2 separate regions of the Mus musculus genome follow, and region 2 is linked to region 1. Evidence: chromatin loops called from intact Hi-C (ENCODE). Cell type or tissue: left cerebral cortex. All regions are shown on one strand.

Region 1 (8,000 bases):
AGTGGGAAAGGATAGGGATGGGGGCTGTGGCACCAACGGCCAGACTGGCAAGCTCATCAGTGAGCTTCAGGTTACAGAGACCACGTTCCAAAAATAAAGGTAGAGAGCAGCTGAGGAATGAGACCTGACATTCTTGGGCCTCCACATACCAGCCCTCCCCTCCACAAAGACCCCTTTAAACTGAGACCTGTGTACTTCTTCTCTGAGCTCAGTAAGCACATGGATGTATGCATGCAACCCTCCACCACAGGAAACCAAGCTTTAACAACACACCTACATCATGTCCCAATACTCAAAAACCACGTCCATATTAGTAATCAGAAGATGAATCTCATGATTGCTCATAAAACAAACAAACAAACAAACCAACCCCTATTATTGAGCTTCAAAACACAAAGAACTGCAGTGTCAGGATAGGGCTCTCTACACAGGGCACTGTGATGGCTCTGCACCCACCTAGGTTGGTGTCTGCCCGCACCAAGAGCTGGGTCTTCTGAGTTGCTGTGGGTTTTAAATGCAGGGTCCCCACACCCTTCTCTTTAAATTCGTTGTCTTTCTTGTAAAATAGTTTACATCTGTGGGGAAACAACAGACACGATCAGGCATTCAACAAGTCAGTTTGCTAACAGCCATAACTGCAGTGGGTAAAGAAAGGATAAACCTTCTTTACTGGATTGATGGCATCCAGGTAAAACCAAACAAAACCGTATGGTAATCTAGTTAGATATTGTAGAATTTACCTTCCCACCCCCACCTTTCTTTGTATCGTGGGGCAATGCTAGGCAAGCACTTTGCTAGTGAGCGACAATCACAGTCCCCTACAAACCCTCTGTACAAATCCTCTGTAATACCTGTGACCATCTTTCCTCAGTCAGTCAATATCTCACCTGACCCACTTCCACTGCCTGCTCTCATGTGCCCTGTGACCCAGGCTCTCTACAATGGCACAGAACCAGGAACTTCTCTGCATCTCTCCCACCCTGCTGTACCCATTACTTTTTATTTTTTCAAATTCCCTTCAGGCCTTCAATTTTCATCCCCTAAGATCCAGAGATAAATCTGGACTAGAGTGTAACTATGGATAAAGTAGCATGCTGTTCTCCAAGCCTGTGCATTACATGCAGACCCTTAGATTATTAGGAAAATCCTGCAAGCACTCAGGAAGTGGAGGCAGGTGAGTCTGAGTTCAAGGCCAGCCTGATCTGCAGAGTTCCAGGACAACGACGATTACACAGAGAAACCCTGTCTTGAAAAACCAAAACCAACCAGCCAATCAACCAACCAAGTAGGCCAATCATTCTTGCTGTTGCAGCTGTTCAGTCTGCTTGGCTGAGCAAGGCCTGCAGGACCCCACCCCCACTCACTTTTTGGAGTAGAAAGCATCCTCTTCCTTTACTTCGGTCACCACTACCTTGGGTGGCTCGTCATTCTCCTCTTCTTCACCATCTGGCACAGAAACAACTCAGAGTCAGAAGACACCCGTTCCCATCATCCTAGACATCAGCGTGGACTAACCCCTGTAAGCTAGAAACGACGGCTGTGAGCACCTTACTGTTTTAGGGGAAGAGGTGCCAGCTGGATTTATTTTGTGAAACTTTAAATTTAGTGTGCAAGTATGTGTGCACACACACGTGTACTGTGTGGAGGTCAGAGGACAACTTGTGGGATTTGGTTCTTTCCTTCTACCTTGTGGGTTCCTGGCAACAAACTCAGTTGTTGGGCCTGGTGGCAAGCATCTCTACTTGCTGAGCCATCTTGCCACACTTAATAATGGCAACATTCTTCTCTATTCTAAAGTAACTTCTAACTTGTCCAAAGCCCAAGAATGAAAGGCATCCTTGTTTATGACATTCACCAAAACATACTAAGTACAAAATTATACATACTCAGGTTGCACAGAGGAAAAGGGCACCCATACCATCCCTGACAAAATGTTCTTGTGTCCAGAGCACATTGTGCCCGGGATAACCAGCAATGGCCAAAAGAACAAAAATAATCTTTTTAAAGGTCATACTGGTCAGAGAAACTGCTCCCAAGAGTTGTCTGAACTGTCCGAGAGCCCAAGGATCTGGTACTGAGGACTTGCTTCACTGAGAGGGCAAGAAGGGCACATCTGTTCAGGAGAGCCTCACCACAGTGAGGGGCAGAGACAAAGGCTGACATACAAGCAGGAAGGATCTTCTCCAAGAGAAAAGACAGTTGTGTAAACCTGCCAGACTTGAACCAAAAACCCAAACTAATCTAGTACCAGGTCAACCAGAGCTACACAGAGAAACCCTGACTGGCAAAGGTCCAGCATGAGGTACTAGGACCTCCTGGCCGGATTACTTAACTGAGGCACCCAGGACTGAAGGAGGAGATGATCCAGGAAGGCCTGACACCTGCTGTTTGAACAAGTTCCACTTTCTGATGTTAAGGTGTGGTAACTAACCACAAGATGGTAACAGGGTCTGCTAGTGCAGGCTGCAGGACTGGGGCATGATAGAAGGGTACACTCTCCTCTTATTTGGAGGCAGAGGAGAAACGAAAGGGCCCCTATTGGGCCCTGGCGGCTGAAGAGTTCAGAGAGAAGAGCAGTGGAACTTGGAGTTCAAGGACAGCCTTGTTGAGTTCTACACAGTCTTGTTGACACAGCAAGTTCTAGGACAGCCAGCGCATCTCTACAGAGAAAAGTAAAAACAACCTGTCCTTCAGAGTAGAAAGCTAATCCTTCAGCACCACTAGGCAAAGCGCACGTATGCAATTGCCGAGGCATGGCTGGGGCCACTACACTGGACAGCACATGTGCTGAGCACACACAGCATTTTAGAAAGTTATACTGGATGGAACTGGTCCTCAAATGTTATATAGAACACATGAGCACTGTGGTACCAATAGCTCAAAAAGGAACTCTGTAAGTGTGCCTGCTGCACACTGACGGGTACAAGGAAGCTGAGTGTGACCCACAACAGCAGGGCCTTCCTCTGGGGACGAGTGAGCCTTTATGTCAGGTCTGGCCTCAACATTAATGGTACAGCGGCTCATTTACAGCCAAATTCCTAACTACAGCCAAGTTCAATGGACACTCTTGGGGAGCTCTGTCAGTAAGATTCAATTTTCAAAAAGATTTTAATTTACTTCTTCTATATGCAACATCACGTGCCCAGTGCTTTTCCTCTACTCCAGCTGTCTTTAACACACCTTCCCTGTGCATCTAGAGATCCATCTCACGCAGACAGAGGCTGCCATTTCTCTCCCACAGAACCACACCTCCACCCCATTCGGCACTTGTGATCTTTAACAGCTCTAAAATGGGTCTTGCTCTATTTTACGGAGAAGAACTAAGGCACCGTGACACACACAGGACAGGGAGCACCTGTGGCACTCTCGTTCGCCCTGTGCAGATGTGAAGCCGAGGCTTTGTGCTCACCTCTGCACTCGCTGCTGCCGCCTCCTGCCGGACTCTCGGATGCTTTAGCAGAGAACAGCGAAGAGGCTGCTTTACTCTGGGCAGCATCTTTACCAAACAAGCTGGAGCTTCCAGCAGAGAATGAAAACCCAGTTAGGGAGCCAGAGCTTAACGAGCCCAAAGCCGAGCTCTCAATTTTCTTGCCGAAACTAAACGAGGCACTTGTTGCTCCTTGTGCTGCGTCCGATTTCTTTTCTGCTGTAAACTCCACCTTTTCAGATGTGTCCTCCGCTTTGTTGCCATGAAATGAAAATGGTGACTCTTGCTGTAGTTTTGTTGAACCAAAAAGGGAAGGAGGCTCCATTCCAGCCGTCGCCCTGTCTGTCTGGCTCTCAGAACTGCTGCCGCCTCCATTCTCAAGCTGCTTCTCGATCGTCGCCAAGTATCTCTCATAGTCTTTAAAAATGGGAGTCAGGTCACAAAGCGGGTTTGTGTTCACGTGCTTCACTATCCAATCGCGGACGGAGCAGTTCAAGCCAGCCAGCTGCTTGTGATAGGCATTCCCAGGGCAGGCGGTACTGGAAGCAGGGCCGGAGGAGGGCGGCTGATTGCTGTTATTGCATTTGGGACTTGAAATCTTTTTATCCACCAAGGTAGTAGGGCCATTCACAGCAAAAGAACCTGTAAGAAGTTAATGAGCAAGCACTTTAAAAGCTGGTTTGATCAAATCATACAAGGGTTCATTTGTTTTGGTTTTTAACGTGTCTCAAAGGGTCTTGCTATGTAGTCCCAGCTGAGCTGGAGCCTGCCATTCTACTTCGGCGTTCTAAGCTGACAGCAGGTGTGTGCCACCAGGCTCAGCTACAGCTAGGTCTTTGGACTGCTACCATCATGCCCTGCTTTTCCTGTTACCAAGCTTGTGTTCAGGAACTCATGCTGAGGAACTGATAACTAGCAAATGGTTACCAAGGCACTTAGTACACTCTGCTTCCTAAGGACTAAACTCAACAGGGCAGTGGGTGGTGCATGAGGCTATCTGACACGTGAACCCAGAATCAAGAGGATCAGAAGTTCAAAGCCATCCTCCCTCTACAAAACTAGAGGCCAGCTTGAACTCCAGCCGCTATGCTACATGAGAGCTATCTCAAACCAACAACCACCATACAACACACACTTTGAGAATAGCAAAACACAATCTAGCCAATCACGGTCATTTCTAGGATTCAGCCCAGAATCCTGTTCTCTATGTGAGTCCCAAAAGTTCCTGACTAATTTATCCACAACAGGTTAGGTGTTTAGTATTTCCTGTTCAAATTTAGATCAGGGAAACTGTGATCAAAGACAGTATCACCCCAGTTTCCAATGGCCATTGTGGTGGGAGGTACACTAAAAGGCCCTTGGCATGCATGAACCAGGAAGTCAAACTCTTGAGTCTACAAAGTGCTTCCTTGCTGAGAGTCAATTCCAGGGTCTGGGGGCTATGAACTTGACACTGAAGTCACATAGCTGTCAGCTGGCAGAGCCAAGAATACAACTGCTGTGTCAGGTACAGAGGTGTGCTCTGCTGACCATCTCGTCCCATGCACCTCCCCAGTCCCGTCCTTTAATGGTCCATCCAAGGACACAGCCCTAGAACCATCTCTCCGGCTGGGTCTGGTGGCACACACCTATAATCCCGGTCAGTCTTTAGAAAGCTGCAAGAGGAGGATTGAGTTCAAGGTCATCCTGAGCTATACTGAAAGACCCTGTCAAAGACAGACGATTGGGTAGCAAAGTTCTCTTTCAGCATCAATTTCAGAGAGGGCTGGAGAGGAAGGGCTACTCACCAAAGGCTGCCTTGGGCTCTGCTGCTGTCTTTACATTGGAGAAGGGCGTGGCATTGTCTGTGCTGTTTCCATTTGTCAGTCCTTCCAGAGGCTTTCCTCCAGAGCCACCAAATCCAGAAAACCCTCCTCCTCCAGAAGGCACAACCAAACCTTTGAAACCTTTAAAGGCTCCTCCGCTATCAGACTGAAACACAAAGAAAGCACTTTAGGCAAGCAGACCACCTGGCCCCAAGTAAACATGACCTCAGACAGCAGTGCTGCGTGGCTGACAATGGTCAGAGAAGCTACTAGCACATAGCACAGCCCAGGCAGGAGAGGAAAAGATGGTGCCTCTAAGGACAGCTGTGTTACAGCTGCCTTCCTGAAACAGCCAGGAAAGATGGTACCAAAACAAATAGAGCAAATTCATGTACCTACTCCCAAACTTCAGAATAACTGAAAATATTCCCAACACAACCAAACTGCATGTACTTTTCCAAAGAACATTTGCCTTAAGAAGCTTCAGAAACATGAAATTAGATTAATTAAAAATATTTAGCCGAGCATGGTGGCTCAAGCCTTCATCCCAGCAATGAAAAAAATTGGGAGGCAAGCAGATCCCTAAGTGCCAGGCCAGCCTGGTCTACAATGTGAATGCTAGGACAGAGAAATCCTGTTTCAAGACAAAAAGAAAATACAGTTTACCTAACTTAAGCATTTTGGGGTTTTCAAGCCGTTCTTGGCCTACAGAAGTCCGAGGAGACCGCGCTGCATATTCCAGCCATTCTATTGGTTAAGCAGCCCAGTGCAGCCTGCTCTCCTGTTCCTTGCTGCTCCCTTGCCCTGTCTCTAGCAAGCTCTTCCCTTGGCAGTCTATGCAGTCAGCAGAGGCGCTGTGAACCACTCCTATGCCCTAGGAGAGTCAGGAGTAGTGTGGAGAGAGCTCTCTGCCGACTGCTTCACTTTTCTGAGGGAGGAGACGTTCAGTGGGTAGGAGTGCTTGCTGTGCACACATGAGGACCCGAGTCAGAACCCCCAGGTTCAAGGAGACCCTGTCTGGAGGGAATAAGGTGCACAGAACAGGAGGACATCAACTGCTATCCTCTGGCCTCCATGCAGTGCAGAAGCATCCATACCCAGACACACCCTAAAAGTTTAACTTGTCATCTTCTGACGCAGTGGTTGGGCTGATAGCACTCCGCCAGTTCACCAGAATGCAACCTGATCCTATGTAAACAGCCAAACAGGAAAACCCAACCACGCCTACTTAGTTTTAATGTTTACAGCTACGGACTCAGCTCAGTGGATAAAGTGCTTACCCTGCAAGCAGGAGGACTGAAATCTCAATCAAGGGACTCTAGGTTTACCAAGAGTCCCAGCCTCAATAAATAATATGAACAGAGATCAAGAAGATACAGGATGTCAGCTGCAGACCTTTATACACACACATACGTGTGCCCATCATATGTCCACACAGTCAAGCACTTGTGCACATTCACATGTATACTGATTAGAGCAGTTGTGGAGTAAAAGTCTGTATTAAAGCTGGCAGGCACACACATGACAATTCTACAATACATATGTGTACTTTTTCTTTTTATAGTTGGTGTACCAGCTATACCAACTCCAAACTAGAGTTCCCAAATAAATGAACTATAATTAATCAATCAATCTCCTCCCTCTCTCTCTCTCTCTCTCTCTCACACACACACACACACACACACACACGCGCGCGCGCAAATCTAGTCCCTCTTCCATTTCCTACATAGCTCATGTATGTCCTGGTAGGCTTTTGTACTTTTGACAATCTGACACAAGCTAGAGTCATCTGGAAAGAGGATCCTAGATTAAGAAAATGCCTCCTGTAGGCAAGTCTGTGGTTTATGTTCTTGATTAATGATCCATGCGGGAGGACCGACTTCCTGTGGGCAGCATCACCCCAGCAGGTACCTTAGTGGTGTAGTCAGGCACACAGAGGGAGCCGTGAGGATCATGACAGTAAGCACGCCTCTGCTTCAGTTCCTGCCAGAGTTCCTGCCCTTTCTCCCTCCATGATGGGACAACGATAAGCTGAAATAAACCTCCTCATAAGGTACCTTTATCTCGGTGCAGCAACAGATACCCCAACTAAAACATACCAGTTAGCCTTAATGTTACAGTTTTTTTAAAAAAACAGTTTTAATCACACCTACAGATTTTCAAATGTTTAGTGACCACTGGTATTTTTATAGTATTAAAATAAAGAGGAATGGGGCAGGAGAAATGGCTCGGCGGTTAAGAACAAATACCGACTGCTCTTCCAGAGGTTCTGAGTTCAAGTCCCAGCAACCACTTGGCAGCTCAAGCCATCTGTAATGGGATCGATGCACACTTCTGGTGTGTCTGGAGACAGCTACAGTGTACTCATATAAAATAAATCTTTTCTTTAAAAAAAAAAAAAGAGAAATGAAAAATCTTTTTTTTTTCTTTTTTTCGAGACAGGGTTTTTCTGTGTAGCCCTGGCTGTCCTGGAACTCACTCTGTAGACCAGGCTGTCGCAGAACTCAAAAATCCACCTGCCTCTGCCTCCTAAGTGTTGGGATTAAAGGCGTGCACCACCATCGCCCAGTGGAATAAAAAAATCTTAAATAAAACACCTTTCATTCTGATGCTTCTGCTTATCGGACAGTGTCAGTCATCATGGGCTGGCTTCCCACTTGCTATGTGGTTCATGACACTGAACTTCTGAGCCTTCTGTCTCCCCCTCCTCAACTCTGGGTTGGCGAGCACATGCCTCTATACCAGAGAGATTCTAGTCACACACTCTG
Region 2 (8,000 bases), 110 kb before region 1:
AACAAAATTATCCAAAAAAGTAAATGTTTCCATTCATAATTATACCTTTAAAACAGAAACTAGTTATCCTGCCCAGAATCTCAGCGAGGCCTTTACTGAAGACAGTGTGTGGAAATAACTGCTGTCACAGCAGCTAATTGTGGCTACATAGGGGAGGGACCTTCTTAGTTATATGCAGTTAATTCTATATTGTTGTGGGGTTGTAGCTGGTTCTGTTTCCATTTTTTTTTTCTCTTTTGGTTTTTTGAGACAGGGTTTCTCTGTGTAGCCTTGGCTGTCCTGGAACTCACTCTGTAGACCAGGCTGGCCTAAAACTCAGAAATCCGCCCGCCTCTGCCTTCCGAGTGCTGGGATTAAAGGAGTGTGCCACCACACCCTCTGTTTCCATTTTTATGTTTCGTGGTTCTTCAGGTAAAACCCATGTCCTCCTTCACACATCCTAGATGAGTGTTCTACCCCAAGCTAGTTACTTTTACACCATCAACACTGTATCTCAAATAGCCCCTGCATTCATCTTAGTTCAAGCTACAGGCCATACTTCATGTCTCTCAGTGTGGGCCTCAGCATCTGCAGGCTCTACAGAGACAGGCTCACTAGAGGTGGGAGCCAACAGACAGTTCTCTTACCCACACTTGACTAGTCATTTTCAAAGGTGCTATCATGCTCAGCCACAGCCTGTGCCACACCCCATCACAGGGCCATGTCACCATGAGGGATACCAAAGCAGCCAACCAGGCTAGCACAGAGAGAACATACACCACAACTCAGTGGGCAACAGCACAGGTGGCCTCTGACTCCCTAATACACCTAACAGAAGCATAAGAAAAAGCAAGCATGCCAAAAATGAAAAGTGGTCCATACGACCCAACTGCTCCACCTTTGCAATAGAGGAGGGAAAATAGGACTTGCACCTCTCAGACAGAAATACGTCTGGCTGTTTTAGTTTGTTTTGGAGACACGTGCCCAGACTTTTCTTAAAATCACTATGTAACTCAGAATAGATTCAAAATTTATAGTAATCCTCCTGCCTCGGCCTCCAATGTGCTAAGATTCAGGTGTGCACCACCATAACTGCTTGCTTTGTTTCTCATAACTCCACTGCAGGCAAGGGACAGGGAATGGGTGCTCCCAGGCAGAGCTGGGGCCAAAATCACTGTAAACAATTTCCTGGGGCACTTGTCCCTGAGAACCCACTCTCAGAAGTTCTTTCTCACTTGTTCTTAGTAAATCTATACTTATTCTTTTAAAATTTAAAATAATACACTTTAAATTAGAGTGGCCCTCTAGGCTCATATAGCCAGTAGAGCTGTTTAGGAAGGATTAGGAGGTCTGTAACTGGAGATTGGCTTTGAGGTTTCAAAAGCTCACACCAGGCCCAGTCTCTCTCTGCCTCCAATATGTGGATCAGATGTAAGCTCTCAGCTACTGCTCGAGTGCCATGCCTGCTCGCCTGCTGCCACACTCCCTACCATGATGGTCATAGACTCACCCTCTGGAACTATAAGCAAGCCCTCAGATAAATGCTTTTCTTCTATGAGATGCCTTGATCATGGTGCCTCATCACAGCAATACAGAAATAACAGACAAATAGCTTAGTGAAGTCAGGCATCGTGGAATATGACTGTAGTGCCAGCATTTGTAAGGTAAAGGCAGGAAGACTGCTATCCATCCAAAGCCAGCATGGTCTATACAGTGAGTCTGGAACCCCAGGAACTTGAAAGCAGAAGCAGGTGGAGCCCAAGGATAAAATCTGCCTGAGCTACTCAGCAAGTCCCTGTCTCTAAAAGGGAGAAAAAATTAAACACAGGTTTGAAATGTTTGCATCCATTAAATCCCAACTATAAGAAAAAAATCTACACCACGAGAGGATCATGGGTGCCTTTTTCTGTGCTGGCTCTATTGCCACATTCCCACGGTAGTCACTAACCAGCCAACGTAGGTGACAACTGCTTGTAGGAGTAGGACAGAGCATGAAAAGAGTGGACAGTGGGAAGCATCGCAAGTGGGTGGGGGAGGGCATGGCTCCCAGAGCCTCCTGCCCACTCGGCCCGCACCTTCGTCTTATCCTTCAAGTCCAAGGACTCCATGGGCTTGCTCTGCTGCTGCCCGAAGATCTCCAGCAGGTTGTCGTAGTTGGTGGTCAGCACCATGGTGCCCCTGTCCATCAGGCTGAGGATGGACCGCAGCACCACCGGGTTCTGAATGTGCTGCTCCAAGCTGTCAAACACCTCCATCAGGCAATCCTGGAAGAAGTTGGGCTTGGTGTCGCCTGTGCGCTGCAGAGAGGCAGATCAAAGGTTAGGAACACATGCTGACCGTGATGGTGCATGAAACACAGGCAGAAGTAGAAGCAGGAGTATCTCTGTGAGTTCAAGGCCAGCCTGGTCTAACTGGGTGAACTACAGGCCAGCCAGGTCTATGTAGAGAGGCCCTGTCTCAAAATGACAACGAAGAGAAGTTAGGAACAGCAGAGGCTGGTCAAGGCTGGTAGTAAGCTGAGGGCACATGAGTAAGGATGCACACTCTTACCAGAACAAAGAATGACAACAGCCTCGGGGGAGGGCAGGCCAGGCCAAGTACAAGGACATAGCACTGCAGAATAAACACTTGGGGCAAAGCAAGGCAGGAGTGGGTGTAGGGCAGGCAGGAAAGGCCCATGGAGGTCTCTCTGAGACCTGGAGGAGTGGGAGCTCTCAAGACTGCTGTGAGCAGGGGCAGGTACAAAGGCAGTGCAGTGCTTGTGGAAACGGGGCCCGTGTAGCAGGGCAGGTCAGAGAGCTGACCCAGTGCCAGGCCATGAGGTGCTATGGAAAGTCCCTACTTTCCCCATGTGGGCCAGGGAAGGTGGGGAGCAATGAGAACAGCAGATAGCGCTGCTGAAGGGAACCAAGATGGGTTCGAGCTGGACAGGAGAGAGGTCAAGAGGTCCCATGTTCCCCAAGAAGAGTCCTAACCTAGGCTTCCTACAGCACCACTCAGTCTCAGTCAGCACCACCTCAGGGGCCCGCAGGGCAAGACAGAGCCACCAGGCAAGTTCCCCGTAGGCCCCTCCTCCTCCTAGGAGGCTATGGGGATGTATGTCATCCTGAGGCTCTGCCCCTGGTGCCTGCTAATCCTCATCTTTATCCATGGGACCATAACCCCCTAATAAAACCAACTTGGTATCCTCTAGGATGGCTCATAAACATGCCAGCATGGCGGGGAGGCCTGCTGACCCCCTCCCCTGACTCTCCGTGGGAGGCTTGGAAGAATGCACCAGGAGAAGACGCATCAGGGTGAGCTTTAGACCCATCTCCTGACCATCAGTATCATCAACCCGATGGCCTCTCCCTGAGTGAGCCGCATACCCTTGGTGCTGTGCAGCCATCCCACAGGTTTCCCTGGCCCAAGGGTAAGCTCTCATCTTCCTGTACAAGGGATTAGCACCCTTTGTGTCAAGTGCCAGAGAGTAAATCTGTTAGGCCTATGGCCACAGTTCCTACTGCAGCTACTCAAGCTGGCCTCTGGGCATGAAAGCAGCCACAGACAATGTATTAGCAAGAGGGTATGGCCACATGCCAACGAGACTTTATAAAAATGGCTAGCAGGTAAGGTTTGGCCCAGTCTCTACCTATGATGTCAGTTATCCCTGATTAACAGAACACCCACATCTGGCACAGCTACCTAACTGAAAACGCCCCCAGCCTGGAAAGGTGAAGTGCAGCACCGGGTGAAGCCAGTGACGTAGTGACGACTCCATGCAAAGCCACGAGAGGGGAGGGTTGGCGACCCCATCTGCTCACCAGAAGGAGTGGGAAGGGGGTAGAGGGAGTCGGGCAGCTAACTATACAAACTCAGGGGACTTCATGCTTGAGGGTGGTAAAGCCCAGGTCTCCAGTGCCACTGAGCTCCTGCATGTTCCTGGGCTGTCTCCCCAGGTTTCAATGTAGGAACCAGAATTGCTATCCCGATAAAACCACCATTTGGGGTCTCTGGTCTTTTGGAGACCCCCACACCACCAGTCCTGATGACCATTTCACAGTCTTATCCTCCCTTAGGCGCCCATCTCAAGTCTCCTCCTGCCTCCTCTATATGCCGACTGCACATCTCCATGAGCACAGAACACTGAGAAACAGCCTACTCCAGCTTCTCCCACGCTGCTGTTCAGCCTACATCAGACAACAGAGCCACCCTCATCCGGCCGGGGCCTCTCAGTAACTGTCCTCTGCATCCCCAACTCTGTTACCTTCTGCTAGTTCTTCTATCGGCAGACACTAACCTCCCACCTTAAAATGTCTTCTAAGAACCAGCTGGTCTCTGCAGAGCTATGAGTAGCCTACTCAACCAAAACAGTCAGTGTCTCACAAATCTCACACTAAAAACGGCAGTGGAACACCATCCAGAGCCAGCCAGCCTTCAGGGGCCATTACTACTAACTAATCCAGGACCTGCAAGCAGCCCAGTACTGAGGTTTAAAAGAGTAGGATCCGCTGGGCACAGTGGCAAACAGCTGTAATTCCAGCATTCAGGAAGCACAGGCAGGTGGATTTCTGAGCTTGAGAACCGCCTGGTCTACAGAGTGAGTTCCAGGACAACCAAGGCTACAAAGAGAAACCCATCTTAAAAATCAAAACAAAACACCCCACAGATGGTGGCCTGATAGGCTGAGCACTAACAAACAGAACCTCTGCTCAGAGAGGCCTAGTGTTCAATGTACACACTCCTTCAACCTGGACTAGAACGGTACACCAATGCTGTGAAACCTGATGTGTCTGAGACTCACAGGTGACATCTTCCGGATCAGATCATGGGCCACAACCAGCAGGTCCCGATCCTTCATCACCTTCCTCCGGAACTCAGCAACGTCGCCAGGGTGCAGAACCTCCAGCTGCTCCGCAGCCTCGATGACCGCCTCAATGCAGCTCCTCCAAGAGCAGAGCGCTCGGATGCCTGGGGCCACAGCTGCGCTCACGCCAGTCCCAATGACCAAGAGCAGGTCCTGGGGTTGCTTTCTAATGAGGCTCTTTAAAAACTTTCTATTTAAGAACAAGGGAGGAGGAGACCAACAGTCAGCTTGGAAGTACTGAAAGCTTGCAGTCTGGAAACATCTAGAATGTTCAGGTCTCAAATTTGCCCTTCTGTTCATTACCAGAAAACAAGTCCCTAGCTGGGCAGTGGTGGCACACACCTTTAATCCCAGCACGTGGAAGGCAGAGGCAGGAGAATCTCTGCGTTCGAGGCCAGCCTGGTCTACAGAGTGAGTTCCAGGACAGCCAGGGCTACACAGAGAAACCCTGTCTCGAAAAAAACAAGAAAGAAAGAAAGAAAGAAGGGAGGGAGGGAGGGAGGGAGGGAGGGAGGGAGGGAGGGAGGGAGGGAGGGAGGGAGAAACCAGTCCTTGTCGCCTACAATAATAAATACATTTACAGATAACTGAGAATGAAAGTTCAGCCCTCAGCTGCTCTGAAGCTGCAATAGCTGGTAAATCTGCACTGTAAGCAACAGAGTGCTCTTGCTGTGGTGACTTCTGCAGGTTTTCTGCTTCCTAAAGCCCACTGTGTTCTCTGTGGTCAGCAGTTCACTCCACATCACCTTCCTTCCAGTAAGTGGGACCTGCTGGCCATGCACAGTCCCATGGCCCTTCCCACCCACCACTTGAGTTGCTTGGTTTGGAGATGGGGCTCTGGTAGCTTCTTTGAGCAGAAAGCCACTTTCTGGAATGCTTCTTGTGCTGGAGCAAACCACGGTGAGCAGCCATGGGCTCCCCTGCCAGCTTCCCCACTTCCGGAACAGTTAGGAACCCCGTAACTGCCTACTTACCTGCATTTCTGCTCACTTCTGTTCGTGGTCTTTTCCACTGACTCCATCTGTGAATCCTACAGAGAAGAAAGATGTTTTATGAGTCCTCGGAAGACTGTAGAGGATGAAGCTGAGTCAAAGGTCCTGATTCCCCTTTAATTAGAACACCCAGAAAGTGCCAACTAGAAAAAGGCCCACACAAGTGGTTCCTCTGCAGCCGATAATCTTGCCTGGCTTCCCTGGTCAGGCTCCAGACAGAGCAGCTCTGGTGAACTGGCCCCAGGTTGCGTGCTTTTACCCTGGCAATGTCTCTTTAAGACAAAACCATCTACCAGTCTCCCTTGAGTCTAGAGCTAGTGGTTACAGTAAACAAGGAAACAGGCTGGGCACCTGGTATAAAGGCCTATAGCTACCATCACTGGGGATTATGGTGCCTTGTCCCCTTTTCCACCAAGCTTTTTAACGATATTTTTCATGTCATTTGAGAGCAGAGTTCATGTCCTAATTTTAGTCCCCCTGTGTTATTAGAAACTGCTCAAAATGTAAAGCAAGCCTCCCACGTGGGACTACAACCTACGGACTGACTGCCACCTCCACCACTAGCCCTTCATGGGCGCAAGATGCTAGGAGCACGGTGAGCAACTTGTGTGCACAACTTGTGTGCACTTGGCCGGCCATGGAGGACAGTGCTCTGAGCAGCACAAGTGCCAAGGCAAAGGAGGGGCAGAACGCCTGTGATCCTATCAGTTAGAAGGGCAGACGCAGAAGGACCTCAGGTCAAAGGCCAGCCTAGGCTACACAGAGCAACCACCCCAAAACAAATGAAGAAGGGTCCTGAACCTCCCCTCCCCACACCCAGCAGCAGCACTCCCGGGGATCAACAGTGGGAATTCGGGGAATGCTGGACCCCCCCACCTCCTCACACAGGACTGAAATAGGTCACCAAACATAACTCTGGGAAAGACCACACAGCTCACGGGTCTCTCAGGTGCACCCTCAGGCTTGAGACAATGGGATTCTGCAGTCACCATGAAAACATCTGCATGCATCCACCTCCCACCTTGGAGGGTGCACTCTCAGCTTCCACCAAAATCCCCAAGGTCCATGGCCTATCCTCAGGGCTAAGAAACCAGTTCATGGGCCGAACCCTGAAGCTGGCAGAGAATGCTGCCTGTCCCTTGGGCAGGGGAGTGTGGCCGCCTACTCACTGCAGTCACCATGCAAGGTCAAGCCTATTTCGGCTTGGTAATCTATTAGAAATTTTCTAAGGCAAGTTATAATGTTCTATTTCATATAACCCCTCCACTGCCCATGGATCCCAGCCCAGGTGTCCAATGAGCCTATGCACAGTCCTCCATTCTGTTAGCAGCTGGAAAGCATGGATACCTGCTAACTGGCCAACCTTCCCAGCTCAGTCCTCTTTAGAGGGAAGCTCTGCAAACCAAACTGCTGGGCCAGGCAGCTGGGCTGTATCCCACAGTTGAGACCAAGGCTCAGGGCCCTGCAAGACAGAACACTGAGCTAGCCTACTGCGCTTCCTGTTGGAAGCTACCATAAAGCACACTCCGTGTCTCCAGAGTGATTATGCCTTCCTGCCTGGGGGAAAGCCCTTCAACGTGGCCTACTCGAGCCAGCACTTTAAAGCCAACTTCAGCCACTGGCAGCCTATGTGCCTCAGAAACAACACAGCCTCAACCTTTACCGCATAAAGAAATAAACATTTTCTAATTCCTTCCTCCTGTTCAACTGTTTTTCACTTGCCATTCACCTGTAGGTATCACAGTTAAAATCCCAAATATACACTTCAACCTCTGCAATGTAACACAAAAAACAAGCTATTTCAGTTCCCCCAAGAGAACAAGAGACACTCACAGAACAGGAGGGAGCTCTGGCCTGTGCAGGCAAGCTATAGCTGGTTCCTGATCCACTCTGCCTCAGCCTGAGTTGGGGGATTTGAAGTCTCTGCTGCCAGACTTGCACCAATATTACAAGGGTTCCCACCTCAACAGGGGGAGGGGCCTCTGTCTGGGATTTTAGGCAGCTAAGGACCTCTAGAGATCAAAGCAACCAGCAGGGGACGCACAAGACTCCTACTCTCAGGACCCCTGTGGTGATGAACTGAATAGCTGCCCATATTTAGCCATTTACAGTTCTTTATAAACACTACAAGCTTAAAGGCATTACCTCATTTCCTGTTTTTCAGCAGCCAAAAGATCAGAGCC

The links. Peaks named below come from ENCODE experiments on the same cell type or tissue, not always from the same donor. Only the 100,000 strongest peaks of a DNase experiment are listed, where the experiment ranks them.
Region 2: a loop joins it to region 1, with 2.6 times the contacts of the local background. A loop is called at or near these places in 7 of 42 quality-filtered maps.

The regions. Positions count from the first base shown.
Region 1 is chr15:84,930,933-84,938,932 of GRCm38, reverse strand. Nup50 (nucleoporin 50) reads right to left here. Exons shown (of 8, transcript NM_016714.2): 4 at 5,215-5,398; 5 at 3,410-4,069; 6 at 1,365-1,446; 7 at 457-575. Among named protein-coding and RNA genes, the nearest start is that of Nup50, 12 kb to the right of the region's middle. In left cerebral cortex, no CTCF peak of the experiment used is centred here; DNase peaks (open chromatin) are centred at 3,341 and 3,813.
Region 2 is chr15:85,042,635-85,050,634 of GRCm38, reverse strand. It overlaps Fam118a (family with sequence similarity 118, member A), which reads right to left. Exons shown (of 9, transcript NM_133750.4): 2 at 5,800-5,855; 3 at 4,763-5,015; 4 at 2,055-2,276. The coding sequence starts at 5,846. Among named protein-coding and RNA genes, the nearest start is that of Fam118a, 9.6 kb to the right of the region's middle. In left cerebral cortex, a CTCF peak has its summit at 7,857 (motif pointing right); DNase peaks (open chromatin) are centred at 4,225 and 7,884; H3K27ac peaks cover 1,627 bases.